Regions from separate parts of the Homo sapiens genome. Here region 2 is linked to region 1. The links are chromatin loops, found by intact Hi-C in ENCODE. Cell type or tissue: PC-9. All regions are shown on one strand. Each heading gives the region's core, and the rest is flanking DNA. Links, peaks and the distances in the headings are about the cores only.

Region 1 (6,420 bases), core at 811-5,810:
TCGGGGGAGGGGGGAGGGATAGCATTAGGAGATATACCTAATGTAAATGACGAGTTAATGGGTGCAGCACACCAACATGGCACATGTATACATATGTAACAAACCTGCACATTGTGCACATGTACCCTAAAACTTAAAGTATAATTAAAAAAAAAAGATACATGCAAATTTATGTCTGTTAGGTATTTACCATATGGAAAAACTAAAATAATCAAGAAAGGAAATTCAGTAGGTGGTTGACAGTTTAAATACAAATCACAAATGACATCTTTTTAAATATAACAAGTAGCTTATTTTTAAAGGTGTCACTTACTTTGCAAAGGATAAGGAGAACTGTTATTAAGAATTTACCAGGTTGGAATGGCTAGTGTTTATGGGAGAGAGTTTAGCACAAGACGGAGTGAGACAAGATTGCTGGGGTCTTATTTTGAATCCAGCAGCCAACGCTGTATGGAATAGTGAAAAAGTTGCCTCTTTCTGTGCTTGTTTTCTACTTGGTATCTTTAAGAATGGGCTATTTAGGAGCAAGGAGCCTAGCAGAAAGCATCTGTCAATCTTCTAAAACTTTACCTACAAAAGTTTTACTGGCTTGTGTCCCACCAGTGTGTTTCAAAGCCAGAAAGTATATTGGCCACAAGCACCTGTAGGTGGCTGAGGTGTGACTGTAGTCATCCGTGAGTCATGTTTTCAGTATGTATTGAAATTCCTTATTTGGACTTGATTTCAAAGGTAGAAGGGCCTTTTACAGGTGAAGGAACTGAGATTGAGACACATCAAGAGTCTAGCCTCGAGCTTCTGTTCAGTGTTTTTCCCAAAATTATTGTTTCCTTCTGGTCTGGGACTCTAGAGCAAAGATTGAAAACTGTGGCCCAAAGTGTGAGCCAAATCCAGCCACCATGCGTTTTTTTTAAATCAAGTTTTCCTGGAAAACAGCCAAACCCATTTATTTGGTATTGCCTATGTCTGCTTCCATGCTGCAGTGGCAGAGTTGAGTAGTTACAACAGAGATTGCATGGCCAGCAACACCTAAAACATTTATTAGTTGGCCCTTTACAGAAAACGTTTGATGCTCTCTGCCTTGCAACATTGTGTACGTGGTGGTCAGTGTGCTTGGAATCATAGGTGCAATGTAGGATGCAGACTTAGAAAACAGTGCCCTTGCTCCCAAGGAATTATTTGCACTTTAGATGACAAGGCATGTTTGAGACATGTGAAAGGAACAATAACAAGTTATGTAAGAGAGGAGACAGGTTCTGGACTGCAGGCTATATTTTCAGACCAACCAGAATAGTTACGATAATATCATTAACATAAATAAAATACTAAGTATTTAGCTACGTAAAAGAAACGATTTATTTGCACTTTGGATTATACAGTTCTTCATTCATTGATTCAAAAATTATTGCCAGTCTGCTCATGTGCCAGGCATTGTTCTAGATGATAGGGCACTGCATCTCTAAATGCCAAATTTCGTATCCTTGCTGGTGGAAGGCAATGTCCTCTTGCTTTATGCCATGACACAAACTAAGCTCCTGCTTTAACTATAGACAGCTAAATCTTAAACGAACACTTTTCAGTCAGTTTAGTTTTCTCTTAAAGTACTTTAATTCCGTTAAAACCTGAGCCACCAGATTTCCTGTCTGCCTGTCTCTTCCTTGGCCTTAATCCAAAACTCTGCTGAGGAAGAAGATTCGTTGGTACACTGACAATTGTTTTATAATCCATTCATTTCATAACCCCTCATTTGCTACCCAAAAGTGGGGACCTAAATCTGTACAGATTTACGTGTTCAAAGGCCATGGCCTACCCAAATAGAGAATATCTCCTTTCTTGTGTTTCTCTCACAACTTTTGCTGAAGTCTCTCCATCTTTGTGAACATGAACTTCTCGATTTGTGAGGCTATCGCTGGTCAGTTGGGTCATTAATCCTACAGCAGGCAAGACACAGAATTTCCTCTCAGCTCAAGATCTCTTCACTCCCAACCCTCTTAGAACACACTTCGCAGCAATCCTTGGAATCTTTAAAGGTAGCCTTTTGTGACTTTAAAAAATACTTTTACTATCTCTCAAGGTTACATCCTTAACAGAAACAAAAAGATTCTAATCAGCGAGACATCAAGTCTCTTGCATTGCTTATTTGTCACCCAACTAAAACAATGTACTTTCTTGATTTGGTTTTATTGACTGGATGAATTATATATATACAAAGATTCAATTAGGGAAGCCTCTGAAGTAAGATGAAGAAAAAAGTATGAAACTCCAGAGAAAGCAGTTTGAGGCTTATCCTCAGGGGCTTCAAGGACTGGGAGAAGTCACTGTATTCTGGCATCTTGCTTCTGTCTCCACTTCCTCCCACAGTGTTTAATGCTGCTGTGAATTTGTTTCAAAGGAAGCCTATAGACTTTTTTTTTTTTTTTTAATTTTGTACATGAGCCTCAGGAGCAGCCTTGACAGCTAAAAGACCTCGTAAAAGAGAAGTGTGAAGGGATTGCATGAAAGTGCTGGGGGCAAGTCTCAGCCCTCGGCCTTTGTTGGAAGGTGTGGGGTGTGCAGACACATGTGCACCTTCGCACACATGCATCTGTGCATAAATATCTGTGTTTGCAGGAAAGAAAAGATAGGGTTGTGGGATGTCCCCAGAAGCCACAGGGATTCCAGTGTTTTAGTACCAGGTGAAAGAGCCGCTTCCTCCCACACTATCTCAGGGAGATGCCCTTCTGTAGACCTCTGTAGCCCAGTACCCTCAAGAGCTCCTGGAGACAGATGGCCCCGAACAGTCCTAGGGAAGCAGTGTGGGCCTGTGGCAAAAGCTTGGACTGCGAAGTCAGCATGATTGGAATCCGGTTCTTGACTCCCAAGCAGGTGCATAATGTCCCTGAGCCCTTCTTTCCTTATCTGTAATATTGAGAATAGTAATACCCATTTCTGGGCCCTTTTGACTGTTAATGAGACAACATGTGAATGCATGGCACAAGAAAGTTAATTGCTACGTGTCACTGTCCCCCCCTGCCTCACTGCTGAGCTGCCATCCTGCCCATCTGAGAGGGACTGTGTGGGAGCTGTGGGTACAGCCAGCACAACTGCCTGCAGAGCCACGCAGGGCACTGACAGGGAAGGCCTGTGTGGGGTGCCCTTCAAGGCCACCTCCGTTTTCTTATTTCCTTGGAGATTTACTTTTGTGCTCCTGCTTCCCCTCCCTGAAGCTTTGCCTGCTGTCCATATTTGGAGGGGATGAATAAGATGAGCACTGGGGAGGGGAGGAGCCATCACTCCAGCAGGAATATTCCCAGCGGCTGAGTCACTGCATTTGATTTTCAGTGTGAACAACTGAGAAATCAAAGAGCCCTAAAAGAGGAGGAAGTTTCAGGACAATGTTTTTAAAAGATAAAAAAACATCAACAGCATGGTGTCTGAGTGGAAAATAATAGAAGGGGCTTGAGGAGACTGGAAATTCCAGTTTGTGTAAGGGCGCACAGTGCTGTAATACAGAGTCCTACCTCCCTGCAGTCCCTGGATGTGAATTCCCAGGCTGCACCCACACCTGAGCAAAGCGGAGGCTGGGCCTTATTAGGTTCTGACTGCGGGCTGGATCTCAGCTGCAGGCTGTGAGTTTCGGATACCGGTGTTTCCAAGCCTTCTCCACACCTTATGTAATCACAGGTGAAAAGGTCCAGCCTCATTTGCAGCTGTGGTTCTTCTGCCCCAGGAAGCCAGGAAGCGTAGATTTTTGTATTATTTGCCTCCACTTCTCCCTCCCCCAGCGTGCCACCGTGCACATATGTTTTCTGTTTTCCTAAGCCACGGCAAAGCACAAGCAATTGCCCATTGTAAACACACCTCTGCGTATCAACACACACCTGGCTGCACTGGATTGACCAACTTTCTGCTTCTAGGTAATGGCTGATCTAGAATAGAGGAGGAGGAGGGGAAAAAAAAAAAAAACAAGCAGCAGATGGCCCCCTGAATGTTGTAAACCGTGTTTCTCTAAGCAGGGTTTCTCAACACTCTCGATATTTGGGCCAAATAATAATTTGTGGGGTTGCTTACTATATTGTAAGAGATTCAGCAGCATCCCTGGCCTCTACCCACTAGATGCTAGGAGCACCCTGCACCCCAGTGTGACAACCAGAAATGCCTCCAGATATTGCCACATGCCCCCAGTTCAGAACCATATTTGTAAAGCTTAGTAGCAACTTTTTTTTTCATATGCTACTTTGCGTGTTTTGTTGCTGAACTGGAAATAAACGTTAATTTTTAGGTAATAAATTTCAAAAAATGTAACAGGGACACTCAGCCTCTCTTCTGGTAATTATGCCCATGACACTGTCATTTGCAGGCCTTCTTTAAAATTCCACTTGGGCAGTTAAAAGAACATAAAATGACTTTCTTAGAAGCTTTCCTGAAATTTAAATTAACCACAATCATTAAACATTCCCTATGTCAATAATTTGACTTTCCTACTCAAAGTTTTTTAAGGCATCAGTTTTGTCTAGCGTGGTTTTTTTCTTTAGAAACCATGTTGGTTATGTGTGAATTGCCCATCTTTTTACAATCTCTGCTCAATAAGTTTATACAATGAGTCTCTGGTAAGAGACAGACGTGGGAGTGAAAATATTTCTCCTTAACCACAGGAAGGGATTTTTTACAATGCCTTTAGCTGCGGATACCGAGGGTACCTCACCCAGCAGGAAGGAGAGGGAACTATACTTGGGCTAAACACTTTCATAAACTACTTCTCATGGAAAAGAAAATCCAAATAGTGGAAATTTCTTTAAAATATCCATGTGCCTTGAGATAGAAGAAAGCCCTTTCGTTTAAGAAAAATGCACTTAAAATTAATGAATACCTTGTGATCCAAAAACATTTTATACATATACGTTCAGGTGTTTTGAAGTGGAGTGAACTTCTATTTATAGAGTGTGTTGCGCTTTATTATATAGTATTATGCATTTACATTGATGATCAAAGAACATTGTATCTGTGCAGGCATGGGTTCCGAAAAGGCTGAAAAATTCCAGGTGAGCCGTGGCAACAACCTCTAAAGGATCTAGGAACCTAAAGAGGATCTGCCTTTTATTTAATAGAAATCTTAGAAACAAAAATAACTGACATGGCTTGAATGTCAATTGTTTAAAAAAAAAAAAAAAAAAAGGAAAAAAAATCTATTGTGTGGTCAGGCAGTTATTTTTATCATCTAGGCATAATTTTTACCAAAGAAACAAAACAATCAATAATGTTATAAAAGCCACTTATACTCTGAGCTTGAAACAACTGCTTTATGCCACAAAATTCCTATTGCTGTCTCCGTTAGTGACTAATTCAATATGTCCTGAATGTCAACGTATTTTTATTACTCAGCTAAAGTTGGCTTTGCTGGATTAAATGTCATTTAAAATGATCAATTGGCAGCTTGTTTGGGGTTGTTTTCACATTTATGAAAGGAAAAGTTTGCCGGATACAAATGTTCTTGAAGCTGATAGGGAAACGGTGTTCTCTGGTAAGCCCTGCCCTTCCTTTTGCCATCTGATAAGTAGATAACATTCTAGGTCCTAGTTTGATGCCTCCGAAAAACCAACATGGCAGCCCAGTGCAGGTTAAGCCCTTACATTGGAGAAATGGTCTGGTTCACGTTTCACTGTTTTATGAGAAGTAGAATGTACCATTACAGTAAAAGAGAAGCAACAGAAACATGCAGTGAAAACGCCCATGCTTGTGGTTAGAGAACTGTCCGCTTTCTTTTTGCTCTACAGTAGGCTTCTGAGTGGAGTGCCTTCCGCCTAGAGTCAAGAGGGCTGCCATGATGTCACCCACCTTCATATGGGCAAAATGTCTTTATATGAAACTGTAAAAGACAACCAGGTCGTTTCTTAATTGCTGAAATTTATTAAAATGAACACACTAGAAAATCACATTCCCAATCCAGAGGAATCCAATGGCGTCGTCAGCCTATTTGCAATGGAAATGATTGTAAACCTATAGGGAGACATAGGAGGGGCTGCACACAAACTACTTTCGTTCGTCCTGATTTACTGGCTTCTTTTCCCCCTAGAGATACAGTCTCACTCTGTCACTCTATCGCCCAGGCTGAGTGCAGTGGGTTGATCATGGCTCACTGCAGCCCCAAACCCCTGGGCTCAAGCAATTCTCCCACCTCAGCCTCCCAACTAGCTGGGATTACAGGCATGCACCACCACGCCTGGATAATTTTTAAATTTTTTGTAGAGATGAGGTCTCGTTATGTTGCCTGGGCTGGTCTTGAACTCCCGGACTTTCAAGCAAGTCTACTGCCCCTGCCTCCCAAAACAAACATTGGGATTATAATTATAAGCCACCACACCCAACCCTAATTTACAGGCACTGTATGTGATAATATGTGATTTTGTCAGATGTTTTCCAGTTGGAAGAGATTATGGAAAATTA
Region 2 (5,668 bases), core at 1-5,000, 240 kb before region 1:
AAAAAAATTAAAAAAAAAATTTATCTGGGCGTGGTGGCGCATGCTTGTAATCCCAGCTACTCGGGAGGCTGAACAGGTGAATCACTTGAACTTGGGAGGTGGAAGTTGCTGTGGGCCAATATTGCGCCACTGCACTCCAGCCTGGGCAACAAGAGCGAAACTCCGTCTCAAAAAACAAAACAACAACAACAACAAATAAAAAAAAACCAGAAAAATTCTTTCTTAGAGTGAGTGCTAGTCTGTCACTTTATCATGTCCACTTTGGGGTATTAGTTCTGAAATTTGCAGATTTGAACATTTCCACCCTTGTATATTTTCAGAGAACTGAGTATATTTAACCTGGAGAAAAGATGTATGCATGTGTCCTAGAGGGATTGGTGTGAAGGGTACATAAGGAAAAACTACCTAGCTATTAATTTTGCAATGGAAACATTGTGGAGGTTTGCCTTAAAAAGTAGTGAGCTGAGGTGTTCCAGGAGAGAGCAGTGATTATTTACTGAGAGGTCTTTAGGGTGAGATTCTTACTGGATAGAAGATTAGAATAAGAAGCCTCTCAAGTTACATAATTTGAAAAGTCTATACTATACTTGGCATTCACCATGACATTCTACTCTATAGCATATTTGGTTTCTCCAAATTTTCTTCGTATGCTATAGCTTCCAGATCTTTTTACTTTTCTAGTCAATCTGTTATGAAAACATATTAACGTAATAAATATCCTTTAAATTTTATATTCAAAATTAATTTTTTTAAGAGACAGGGTCTCACTCTGTTGCCCGAGCTGAAGTGCAGTGGTGCAATCGTAGCTTACTGCAACCTTGAACTCCTCGCCTCAAGTGATCCTCCCACTTCAGCCCCCCAAGTAGGTGGGACTACAGGTGTGCATCACCAACCCCAGCTAATTTTTTAAATTTTTTGTAGAAATGGGGTCTCGCTACGTTGCCCAGGTTGGTCTCCAACTCCTGGCCTCAAGCAACCCTCCCACCTCCACCTCCCAGAATGCTGAAATTAGAGGTGTGAGCCACCATGCCAGTCCCCAAAATTAAATTTTATAATCAATAAACATGATGCAGGAATGAGGTCATGAGGAAATAACCTCTCTGTGGGGACCCTGATAGTGTTAGTAAAAACTAATATGAAATTAACTGCTGCTAAAGAGCCTTGGAAAACACAGATTTCCACTAAAGTGATGAGAATTCATCCTTAGGACTGGAATGCAATTTACAAATCAATAAGTGAATAAATTATTTTGTAGCTTATTTAAAGAAATATAGGTCAAGAATCCCATATCTGCAATCCCAAAAAAATATTAAAAACAAGTTTTTTTCATAACCAATTGAGTGGCAGAACCTGATGTAAACTACTGGAGGATACTTAATTATTTGTATTTATCCTCTTCACACATTTGGCTGCTGAACTATTTGAGTGTTTGACTTGGAAGTGTACTATATGGCCTTTCTAAATCCAAATATCCGAAATCAGGAGCACATCTGGCCATACAATTTTGGCTTGGGCACTAGGAACCTGTCTCATACGTGAAAGGAGACTGATGGTGGGTGGTATCTGTGTTATCCGCAAGAAAAAGGAAAAGGGATTCCACTTTGAATAGCATGGTGTAGCACTCTGAAGGGCACAATAATACAAATAAAAACAATTAGATACTGAATAAAACCTACTTTTAATTCCATGTTGGGGGCCGGGCGCGGTGGCTCATGCCTGTAATCCCAGCACTTTGGGAGGCCGAGGCAGGCGAATCACGAGGTCAGGAGATCGAGACCATCCTGGCTAACACGGTGAAAGCCCGTCTCTACTAAAAATACAAAAAAAATTAGCCAGGCGTGGTGGCGGGTGTCTGTGGTCCCAGCTACTCGGGAGGCTGAGGCAGGAGAATGGCGTGAACCCGGGAGGCAGAGCTTGCAGTGAGCCGAGATCGCGCCACTGCACTCCAGCCTGGGTGACAGAGCGAGACCTCGTCTCAAAAAAAAAAAAAAAAAAAAATTCCATGTTGGGCTTACAAGCAGTAATGGAAATCTCCCACCTACCCCTCCTTCTGCCCACACTAACCACAGAGTAAATAGAAATAGACCAAATACATTCCAAATCAAGGAAAAAAAGGGGAAAGAAGACTTTAAAAACCAGTCATTCCGAAGATTTCAAGATAACATATTAGTCACAATAGGCTACATTATGCCGTGGTGATAAATTAACTTCAGTACTCACCAACATCACAGAAAATTTATTTCTCACTCTTGCCGCATACCAGTGCAGGCTGGTAGGAGACTCTGCTGCACATAGTCATTGAAGGGCTTGATTGATAGACGCTTTTCCATTCAGCATGTTGTAAGTTGTTGCAACAGGATAAAAGAACACATGGAGACCCCCAAATTCAAACTCAGCCTTGGACCAGAAGTGACACATGTCACTTTCATTCCTATTGCCCAGCATCATTCATGTTGCCTCCTCTAAATGCAGGTGTCATGTAGGGCAGACAAGAAATATTTGCTGATCATTACTGTCTCTTCCATAAAAGGATAAAAGAGAAACAGCAAAAGTGAGAAAAATAGAAATTTTAAAGTGATGCAGTATAAACAAATCCAAATAAATCTATAATCACAACACTCAAAAAGCAAGTAATGTCATAATAGATCTTTAACATCTACTTATATGTTCAGAAGAGACCCACCTAAATGTTAGAAAAAATAAAGCTTGAAGTTTAGAAGACAAGAAAAGGATGTAATAAGCAGATATAACTAAAAGAAAGCCAATGTGGCTGTATTTTTATCAGAAACATATAAAATTCAGACTAAAAAATTATTAGGTATAAAAAGGGACACTCATAACAATTTTTAAATGCTCAGTTCACCAAGAAGATATAAAAATTCTAAACATGCATCTAATAAGATAGTATTAATGGTATCAAATTATGTAAAGTAAAAAATTAGTACAGTGAAAAAAATGAATGAAACTTACAAAGCTTAAAATACTTACTATCTGGCCCTTTACAGAAGAATTTGTTGACCTCTGTACATGACCGTAAGGTACTTTAGCAATGTTCAAAATATTGGCATCAAACAACAACAATCTTTGAAACATAATGCAACAAAATATGGAGCCAATAAAAAATAAATAATCCCACACTCTTGAAAATTTAAAAGGAAACTATATTTTTAAATAATGCATGGGTGAAAGGAGAAATAATGATGGAAATTTAAGAATACTATATACCAAATAACAAAACTATTATATATTAAAACTTGAGAGGTGGCTAAGGATGGCCAATTAGAACACTAATAAGGGCATTAATTGCAACACATTGAAAACAGATCAAATATGTTTCAATTCATGAGTTTAGATATTTGGGGGAAAAGCTAGTTGATCACCTTGGGAAGATGATAGGGAACTATTTAAATAAAGAGAGAAAAATCAAGGATTTATCATGCCTTTCCTACATGAACCATACCACTGAGCAGTCAGTAATGAATCACCTGAAAATATTGGCACAAGGGGACAAGTTGAAACATGCAAGGAAACCCAAGAGGCCAGTCATTTCCAGCTGCCCAAATGGGACTACAGAAAGGCAGCTTTTAGAGAGATCTATGGAAAACTATTGCCTCTGACGGCAGAACATGAAATTTAAGGAGAGTGAGGACAAGCTTGGTTCCAATGGGGACCTCTGCATCCATCACTACATCCAACTGCCAGAAACTTCCGAAAGCTACACCTCTACGTCTGCCTTCCAGATTTCATGCAGGCTCCTCTTTTGGCCAACTCTCATTCAGAATCACAAGAGAAAGGGAATTTTGGAAAATGTCATAGCAATTCAGTGTAGTCCCTCTTTTTCAATTTGGTAACTATATATCCTCTTTTAACCACTTCCAGATAAAGATAATAGCAAAAGTATGTTTCCACTTAAGATGGAACAGGCCTTCATATACCTAAAAAGATATTGATCCAGTCTCCTACAGCAGGGACCCCTAACCCCCATGCCATGGACCAGTACTGGACCATGGCCTGTTAGGGACCGGGCTGCACAGCAGGAGGTGAGCAGTGGGCAAGCTAGCATTATTGCTTGAGCTCTGCCTACTGTCAGATCAGCCATGGCATTAGACTCTCACAGGAACATGAACCCTATTGTGAACTGCATATGCAAGGGCTCTAGGTTGCATGTTCATTATGAAAATCTAATGCCTGATGATCTGTCACTGTCTCCCATCACCTCCAGATGGGACTGTCTAGTTGCAAGAAAACAAGCTCAGGGCTCCCATTGATTCTACATTATGGTGAGTTGTATAATTATTTCATTATATACTACAATGTAATAATGATAGAAATTAAGTGCACAATAAATGTAATGCCCTTGAATCATCCTAAAACTATCACCCCCACCTCCTGGTCTGTAGAAAAATTGTCTTCTGCAAAACTGGTCCCTGGTGCCAAAAAGGTTGGAACCGCTGCCCTAAAGGATACACAAATGAGATCCATCTTTGGATGATGTCGATTTATCTTTTAGCCCACTCTCATTCCCCCTTTGGTACGCTGTAACTTAAATACTAATGGATAAAGTTAATACGTTATGTTAGATAGCAGAATGAGAGAAAAAAGAAAAGACGAACAAAGGTGGTGTGTGTTTAAACATACGTATTTAAATAAATTCATATCAAAGAAAAAATACACTCATAACTACTACCAAACTCATTTCTGCAAATTGGTCACATGGTCATAGCTGGTATTTAGAGTTTCCTTTTCCCACTATCCACTCAGCATTCTCTGCTCTCAACAGGCACCCCAGATTTCCTGGAGGATGACCCAAACCTTCATTCCTGAAGGGTCTGTAACATTTACAGTCCTGCTGTATTGGGTGTTGCAGTTTTCTATCAACTTTTCATCAAAGTAGTATAAAGAGGTGCCCCCAAAGGACCTGTTCAATTCTAATGATACTCCTCTCTGCTTCCATCATGTAGTAGCAACCCAATTTTCCCTTAAGGATCAGAATAAATTATGCTAGCTAGGAGAGTAAGCCGCACCTTCCCCTTGCTTTTTTTTTTTTTTTTTTTTTTGAGACAGAATCTCGCTGTGTTGCACAGGCTGGAGTGCAGTGGCACAATCTTGGCTCACTGCAAGCTCCGCCTCCCGGGTTCACGCCATTCTCCTGCCTCAGCCTCCCGAGTAGCTGGGACTACAGGCGCCCGCCACCATGCCTGGCTAATGTTTTTTTTTTGTTTGTTTTGTTTTTTGTTTTTGCATTTTTAGTAGAGACGGGGTTTCCCCGTGTTAGACAGGATGATCTCGATCTCCTGACTTTGTGATCCGCCCGCCTCGGCCTCCCAAAGTGCTGGGATTACAGGCGTGAGCCACGTGCCCGGCCCGTTTTTTTTTTTTTTTTTTTTTTTTTGCCAGTAGGTTCAGTGGCATAAGGAGCTAAAAATGGCCCCATTAGAGTCTCAGATTCTGGTTTGATAGAACTGCTGTTGTGTTCCCAGTAGAGGCACTCTTCCTTTGGGAACTAAAACCTCTAAAACAGCAGATAACAAAGTTGGGAGGATGGAAAACCCAATTTTTGCTAGCAGGCCATTAAAGTTAGTAATAAGAGGAGCCAATCGCATTTTCTCCCTTTAATTCTCTGACCTGAGGGGGAAAATAAGCACCACACAGTTATTGCGTGCTCAGT

What was found. Peaks named below come from ENCODE experiments on the same cell type or tissue, not always from the same donor. Only the 100,000 strongest peaks of a DNase experiment are listed, where the experiment ranks them.
Region 2: it touches region 1 in a loop (7-fold over the local background); 22 of 110 quality-filtered maps call a loop at or near these places.

Annotation. Positions count from the first base shown.
Region 1 is chr12:11,874,901-11,881,320 of GRCh38, forward strand. The region is part of intron 5 of ETV6 (ETS variant transcription factor 6); the gene reads left to right. Among named protein-coding and RNA genes, the nearest start is that of BCL2L14, 190 kb to the right of the region's middle. RefSeq lists a silencer at 547-596 and an enhancer at 3,337-4,134. In PC-9, for the core only: no CTCF peak of the experiment used is centred there; a DNase peak (open chromatin) is centred at 3,451; H3K4me3 peaks cover 1,867 bases; H3K27ac peaks cover 4,828 bases.
Region 2 is chr12:11,632,023-11,637,690 of GRCh38, forward strand. No RefSeq gene overlaps it. Among named protein-coding and RNA genes, the nearest start is that of ETV6, 15 kb to the right of the region's middle. In PC-9, for the core only: no CTCF peak of the experiment used is centred there; a DNase peak (open chromatin) is centred at 2,139; H3K27ac peaks cover 536 bases.